2 separate regions of the Homo sapiens genome follow, and region 2 is linked to region 1. A link is an interaction called in ENCODE POLR2A ChIA-PET data of the cell type or tissue named here. Cell type or tissue: GM12878. All regions are shown on one strand.

Region 1 (4,000 bases):
TAGGTGACAGGTTGATAGGTGCAGCAAACCACCATGGCAAACGTTTACCTGTGTAACAAACCTGCACGTTCTACACGTGTATCCCAGAACTTAAAATAAAGTTAAAAAAAAGAAAGAAAGAAAGAAAAAGAAGTGGCCACCCTTTATGCCCCAGGCATTTGTGGTGTGGGCAAGGAAGGAGAATTGGTTTGTTTATGCTTCCTCTTTCGAAATGATGGGTGGGTCCTATGTTTATGAGCACATTGCATTGATATGAGTTTGTAGAACTCTTTTAATTCCTTGGAAGAGCCACCTGTTTCCAACTCAACCCTGCCCTACCCTGGTCCCAGTTTCTTGGGATCAGTTAGTAGAAATTGTGGAATAATAAAATTGAGGTTATATTATCTCTGATGATCAGATAGGAGATAAATTCCAAACCAGAAGGAACAGGAATCACCTATGCCCTCTCCTTTCTCCCAGATCTGAGGGTGGGGCATGGGCAGGCATGGCTGTAACGTTGAGGCAGTTGCACCGGGTCCTCTGCTCCTGGCTCGGGTGTTCATCCGCCACGTGATCCACTTGATCTCTTTGTACTTCAGCTTCTTTACCTGTGGAATGGGAGTTCATGATACTCACCTGCATTTTTTTAAACATTTTTTTAAAATTTGGGACGGAGTTTCACTCTGTGGGCCAGGCTGGAGTGCAGTGACACAATCTCGGCTCACTGCAACCTCTACCTCTTGGATTCAAGCTTCTCCTGCCTTGGCTTCCTGAGTAGCTGGGATTACAGGCACACACCACCACACCCAGCTAATTTTTTGTATTTTTAGTAGAGACGGGGTTGCACCATGTTGGCCAGGCTGGTCTCAAACTCCTGACCTCAGATGATCCACCCACCTCAGCCTCCCAAAATGTTGGGGTTACAGGCGTGAGCCACCGCGCTCGGCCTCACCTGCATTTTTCTAGGATTATATTAGTGTGTCTCAAAGAAACCCAAACTGAGAGTGACTGAAAGAAGATGGGGGCAAGGGAATGGTTGTGTGTCTTGACTATTATCAATATCAATATCCTGGCTATAATATTGTACTATAGTTTTGCAAGATGTTAACATTGGGAAAATTTGAATATTGATGCTGAAGAATGCATGAGCTATTTCTGTATTGTTTCTTTTTTGTAGTTTTTTGTGGTTGTTGTTTTGGGTTTGTGTGTGTGTGTGTGTGCTGTTGTTGTTGTTGTTGTTGTTGTTTCTGAGACAGGCTCTTGCTCTGTTGCCCAGGCTGGAGTGCAGTGGGTGTAATCAACCTTGAACTACTAGGCTCAAGAGATCTTCCTGCCTCAGCGTCCCAAGTAGCTAGGAGTACAGGTGCATGCTACTATGCCTAGCTAATTTAAAAAAAAAAAAATTGCCAGCCTGGGCAACATGGCAAAACCCCATCTCTACAAAACATACAAAAAAATAGCCAACCATGGGGTCATACACTTGTAGTCCCAGCTACACAGGAGGCTGAGGTGGGAGAATCACATGAGCCCGGGAGGTCCAGGCTGCAGTCAGTGAGCCATGACTACACCACTGCACTCAAGCCTGAGCGACAGAGTAAGACCGTCCCAAATTTTTTTTTTTTTTTTTTTTTTTTTAGAGACAGGGTCTTGCTCTGTCACCCAGGCTGGTCTCAAACTCCTGGGCTTGAGCAATTCCCCTGCCTTGGCCTTCCAAAGTGCTGGGATTACAGGCATGAGCCACCGTACCTGGCCTGAATATCATTTCTTACATCTGCATATCAATCTACAAATATCCCAAAATAAATAATTTAATTTTCAAAAGCAAAAAAAAGAAAAAAGAAAGGAGATGGGAGTTTCTTTATCTGGGAGACAGCCAGTCTGTGACTGGTGTGGTAGCTCCTGCTGTCCAGGCGTCAGGCTCCTCTCTTGTTGCTCTGTGGTGCCCCAAATCACTATGTGGTCCAAAATGCTACCATTCTTTTCCCGTCACAAGCAGCATTCCAGCCTGAGGAAGAAAAAAAAGAGAAGATGTCCCTTCCTCTGAAAGTTTCTTCTCTGAAGTTGCACACACTATCTCTCTTTAAACCCCACTGGCCAGGACCTCACCATCTGGCCAGATCGGCTGCCGGGGAAGCTTGGAAACCTGGTCTTTATTCCACACAACGTGGCCAGCTAGATGTCTGAGGGTGTGTCATGAGAGAAGAAGGACCTATTGGGGTTTCTGTCACACCACCTGTCAGAGCCGCTGTGAAGACACAGGAGAAAACACATATGCCAATTGAACTGGATTTTTTTTTTTCCCCCATAAATCAGCCTGCCGATTTCCCAATTAGAATTTCCAGGAGACCACTGTTTGGTCTGAAAACCATGGTGAATAATGGAAAACCAAGTTCCAAACTAAATGGGACTCCTGGTCATTGTGAGAATAGGAGGATGCTTGTTGTGAGGCTGAACACCTGCCGTCCGGCTGGAGTGTGCAGTGGCACCATCTTGGCTCACTGCAACCTCCGCCTCCCGGATTCAAGAGATTTTCCTGCCTCAGCCTCCCGGGTAGCTGGGACTACAGGCGTGCACCACCACGCCTGTTTTATTTTTGTATTTTTAGTAGAGATGGGGTTTCACCATGTTGGCCTGGCTGGTCTCAAACTCCTGACCTCAGGTGATCCACCCACCTCGGCCTCCCAAAGTGCTGGGATTACAGGTGTGATTCATCATTCCTGGCCAGTTCCCAGACTTTATAGGTGGGGAAGGTGAGCTTTAGAAAGGAGAAATCCTGTGTCTTAATTTGAATTCTCCTGAGAACAAGGACTTGGGTGCAGGTAGTTTATTTTGGAGAGTGATCCTAGGAAGTGGGGATAGGAAGTAGAGAGAGTAAACAGGGAGTGGGGAAGCTGATGAGGGGATGTTATTAACATCATCACCCTAGGCAACAAGAGCTTCATTCACCTGGACCTCTGAGAAGGTACAGATACCTCCCAGAAAAGGGGAGACTTGGAGCTCCAGCCCCATGGGGTTGACTGCTGTCCCTGGAGGCATGAGCTCCTCTTCCAGGCTGGGCTGGCCTGCAGAACCAGGGACTCCCACATTGAGGAAGTTCCTGAGCAGGCAGCAGACTCCCAAGGAGCCACCCCAGCAGCTGTAGCTAAAACCAAGGGTGGGCGGAGGAGCTGTGACATAAGACACCCATCACCCACCCAGCCAGCAGCACACCTGCATTGAGACCTCGGGTCCTCGAGTCCCTGGCCTGGTGCATTCTCCCCGTGTCCCCCGAGCTTCAGAGCATCAGCAGTGTTCCTCCTTCACTGTGACGCTTGTCCTCACTTCCCAGGTGAGGAGTCTAAGAAAACAGCCTTTCCATCAGCCCCTGTCGTGACAGACCCTCCAGTGGGATGGTAGTGGCTGCCTCACCCATTTACAGGGCAACCCAGTTTTGCTCCTTCTGCCTTGAAATTTGTTCCTCCCAGAAACTGTCCCTCACAAGGCATGAACAATCAATAGAAGATATACGTGGTCTTCCCAGCACTACAGCTGCAGAATGAGCTGTGGAGTGCCCCGTCCGGAGTCCTGAACAGCTTCAAACTTTTCCCCTTTAGAAATGCCTGACACGCCCCAACCCCAGTAATCATCGTGCATTTAACTTAGGGGTTGCCTCACCCTTGGGAGATCCAAACCCCCAGGCTGACTTCCTGTCCTTCATGGAGGAGAAGGCTCTTGTCTGCAGTGTACTCCTCAGTTTCTACTCAGGGCCAGTGACCTGGAGCCTTGGCACAGAAACCCTGAAGAGAGAAGCTGAGGTAAATCCACTGCTTTGGCCAAGCAGACAGGTGACCTGCAAGAGATGGGAACAGCCTCATCCTTAACACTGCACCCTCTGATAAAAAGGTACCTGGTGGCCGGGCGCGGTGGCTCACACCTGTAATCCTAGCACTTTGGGAGGCCGAGGCGGGCGGATCACCTGAGGTCGGGAGTTTGAGACCAGCCTGACCAACATGGAGAAACTCTGTCTCTACTAAACATGCAA
Region 2 (4,000 bases), 450 kb before region 1:
GATCCCCTGAGGCCAGAAGTTCAAGACCAGCCTGACCAACATGGCAAAACCCCATCTCTACTAAAATACAAAAAAATTAGCCAGGCGTGGTGGTGGGCACCTATAATCCCAGCTACTCGGGAGGCTGAGGCAGGAGGATTTCTTGAACCCAGGAGGTGGAGGCTGCAGTGAGCCAAGATGGTGCCATTGCACTGGGCAACAAGAGCAGAAGTCCGTCTCAAAAAAAAAAAAAAGATTGATTTAACATTTGAACATCAATCAATATAATTCATCATATTAACAGAATAAAGGAGAAAGTTATATGATAATCTCAATAGATGCAGAAAAAGGGTGTGATGAAACTCAACACCCATTCATGATAAAAACTCTAACAACTGGGAATAAAAGGAAACTTTCTCAATCTGATAAGGGATATGTTTTTAAAAAGTATAGCTAACAGTGTTACATAATCTGCTATAATATATAAAATATTATATAATATATAATAATGTTATATAATAATATAAAACTATAGCTAGCATAATAATGGTAATTGAAAACTTTACCCTTAACATCAGGTCTGAAGCAAGAATGTTCACTCTGACCATTTCTATTATGCTGTGGTTCTAGTCAGTACAATAAGGCAAGAAAAAGAAGTAAAAGGCTTACAGATTGCAAAGGAAGAAGGAAAATTGTCTTTATTTACAAACAACATGATTGGATGTGTAATCTATAAAAAATCTACTGAACTAATAAGTGAGTTTATCAAGGTCACAGGACACTTGGTCAGATATTATATATTTCAATAGACTAGCAAAAAAAAAAAAAAAGGAAATTGAAGATAAAAGAAAATACTACTTAGAATAAAAACAGGGCCGGGTGCGGTGGCTCATGTCTGTAATCCCAGCATTTTGGGAGGCCGAGGCGAGTGGATCACGAGGTCAAGAGATCAAGACCATCCTGGCCAACAAGGTGAAACCCCGTCTCTACTGAATATACAAAAAATTAGCCGGGTGTGGTAGCGGGCGCCTGTAGTCCCAGGTACTCTGGAGGCTGAGGCAGGAGAATGGCATGAACCCGGGAGGCGGAGGTTGCAGTGAACCGAGATCATGCCACTGCACTCCAGCCTGGGCGACAGAGCGAGACTCCATCTCAAACAAACAAACAAAAAACAGAATACACAAGGGGATAAGCTTAAAACATGTATAAACCTTGTCCTCTGAACACTACAAAAAAAATTCTGAGAGATTAACACCTGAATAAGTGTAGAAAGTAGGACAAATGACTCAATATTGTTCAGATGTCAATTGCCCCAAAACTGATCTATAGAGGGACTTTGTAAAAATTATTTTGGTTTTGCAGTCAACTTTAAAAAATGATTCTAAAATCTATTTGAAAAAGTAAATATTAATAAATATCGAAGACAATCTTAACAAGGAGTAAAGAGGGAGGACTTAGCAGATATTAAGACATACCATAAGGCATGGTAATAATGATTGGTTTAAGAACGAATAGAGTAATAGCATATAATCAAGGGTTCAGCCACAGACCCAGGGTGTACTGCAAATCAATGGGAGAGAGGATAGATTGTTTAATAGATACTCAGAGAAAACAAAATTCAGGCTGGGAGTGGTGGCTCATGCCTATAATCCCAGCCTTTTGGGAGGCTGAGGTGGGCAGATCACTTGAGGCCAGGAGTCCAAGATCAGCCTGGCCAACATGGTGAAACCCCATCTCTACTAAAAATACAAAAATTAGCCATGCGTGGTGGCTCACATCTGCCACCCAGTTACTTGGGTGGCTGAGGGAAGAGAATTGCTTGAAGCTGGAAGGCAGAGGTTGCAGTGAGCCGAGATCACACCACTGCACGCCAGCCTGGGCAACAGAGCGAGACTCTGTCTCAAAAACGAAAACAAAAAAGAAGAAGAAAGAAAGAAAACAAAGTTTAGATCCTTACCTAATACGATATACAAAGGTGGACTCCAGATGAATGAAAGTTCTAAATCTGAAAGGTAAAAAGGCCAGGCATGGTGATTCATGCCTGTAATCCCAGCCCTTTGGGAGGCTGAGGTGGGCAGATCACTTGAGGTCAGGAGTTTAAGACTAGCCTGGCCAACATGGTGAAACCCCATTTCTACTAAAAATACAAAAATAAGCTGGGTGTGGTGGTACGTGCCTATAATCCCAGCTACTTGGGAAGCTGAGGTGGGAGAATCACTTGAACCCAGGAGGCAGAGTTTGCAGTGAGCTGAGATCGCACCATTGCACTCCAGCCTGGGCAACAAGAGCTAAAATCCATCTCAGAAAAAAAAAAAAAGGGTGAAAGTATAAAATAGAAGAAAATGCAGTGTCCTGTCTTTGTAATCTAGGGTAGGGAGTGTCTTCAATCTCTAAAGATAAAAAATTGAAAAATTTTATGTTAACATTAAGAGTTTCAATTCAAATAAGGACACCATAGACAAAATGAATAGATGTATACAGAATGAGAAAAGAGGTTCACAATATCTAAAATAAACAGAAGAATATGTAGAAAAATTCAGACTATGTATAAACTCTTGCAATTTAATAAGGAAAAAGATAGCAACCTAATTAAAGGACAAAAGATTCAAACATGCAATTTTCAGGATGTTACCTATATACCCCTGTGTATATAGGAAAAGATGCTCAGATTCACTAGTAATCAGAGAAATGTACATTAAAACACCCATGAGGTAGCCCTTTACAACTGTAAGATTGGTAAAAATTCAAAAACTTATTAGTGTCATGTTGGCTGAAATGTGCATCTGTTTCTGAACTCTCTGATACATACATACCTCATGATCCAGCAGTCTTGCTCCTGGTAGAACCCTCACACAGATCACCAAGGAACATGTATGAAAATGTTCATTGTATGTTACTCATGGTAGCAGGGAGAACGTCCATTCTTGGAGTATGGAGAGGTAAAATGTGGTAGACATACTCCATGGAGTACTTCACCACAGTAACAAAATACAAAACATAGAAACATGGATAGATTTTAGAAATATAGTTCTGAAGGAGAAATGTAAGAATGATATTGCATTCGAATGAATAAATGAAAAATGTATTATGTTTACATAAAATACATGTACATATTTTGCAAGAACACATAAAAACCAAGAAAATACACACTAATTAAATTATTCAGCAAGTATTCATTGAGTGTTTGTCATATGCCAGCCAATGTTCTAAGCTCTTGGCATTCAGCAATGAACAAAAAAAGATCCCTGACCTCATGGAGCTTGTAGGTAGTACAGACAAAAAACAATATTCGTGATAAAGAAGTCAATTATATATTGCATTAGAAAGTAATAAGAACTCTGGAACAAAAGAAAAAAGTAGGACAGAATGAGGAGGATTGGGTATTGGAAGGGCAGTTATGAGAGTCTTCATTGAGAAGATGGACTGTGAGCAAAGACCTGAAAGAAGTGAAAGAGTGAGCCATGAAGATGTGTGAGGGACAGTGTTCCAGACAGAGGGGAGAACTGGTGCAAAGGGTCTGAGGTGGGAGCATACCTGGTGAGTTTGAAGAACAGCAAGGAGGCCAGCATAGAAAGAGAGAGAGCAGAAAGAATGAGGGAGTGTGCCAGGAGAGGGGGGTCAGAAAGGCAATGTGGCAGGGGTTGGGGGATCATAAAGGGCCTCAAAGCATATTGTAAGACTTTGAGTTTTTCTTAAAGTGAGATGAGTAATTATTGCAGAATTTTGAGCAGAGAAGTGGACATGGTCTGACTTGTATTTTATTTGAATGTGTCACATTGTGGATCTCTGAGTTTATCCTATGTACAGTTCATTGAACTTCTTGGATGTGTAGATTCATATCTTTCATCAAATTTGGAAAGGTTTTGGCCATTATTTCTTCAAATATTCATTCTTCCCATGCCTCTTCTCTATCTGGGACTACCAAAACGTATATGTTGACATGCGTGATTGTGTTCCACAGGTCTCTTAGGCTCCCTCTGTTTTTTTTTTTTTTTTCCCCAAGATGGAGTCTCACTCTGTC

Evidence for each region. Peaks named below come from ENCODE experiments on the same cell type or tissue, not always from the same donor. Only the 100,000 strongest peaks of a DNase experiment are listed, where the experiment ranks them.
Region 2: POLR2A ChIA-PET joins it to region 1 with 7 read pairs; 1 of 35 experiments calls an interaction of 5 or more read pairs at or near these places.

The regions. Positions count from the first base shown.
Region 1 is chr17:50,452,581-50,456,580 of GRCh38, forward strand. The region is part of intron 1 of ACSF2 (acyl-CoA synthetase family member 2); the gene reads left to right. Among named protein-coding and RNA genes, the nearest start is that of CHAD, 14 kb to the right of the region's middle. In GM12878, no CTCF peak of the experiment used is centred here; a DNase peak (open chromatin) is centred at 181; H3K4me3 peaks cover 321 bases.
Region 2 is chr17:50,005,667-50,009,666 of GRCh38, forward strand. No RefSeq gene overlaps it. Among named protein-coding and RNA genes, the nearest start is that of DLX3, 12 kb to the left of the region's middle. RefSeq lists an enhancer at 2,117-2,196. In GM12878, no CTCF peak of the experiment used is centred here; a DNase peak (open chromatin) is centred at 1,955; H3K27ac peaks cover 838 bases.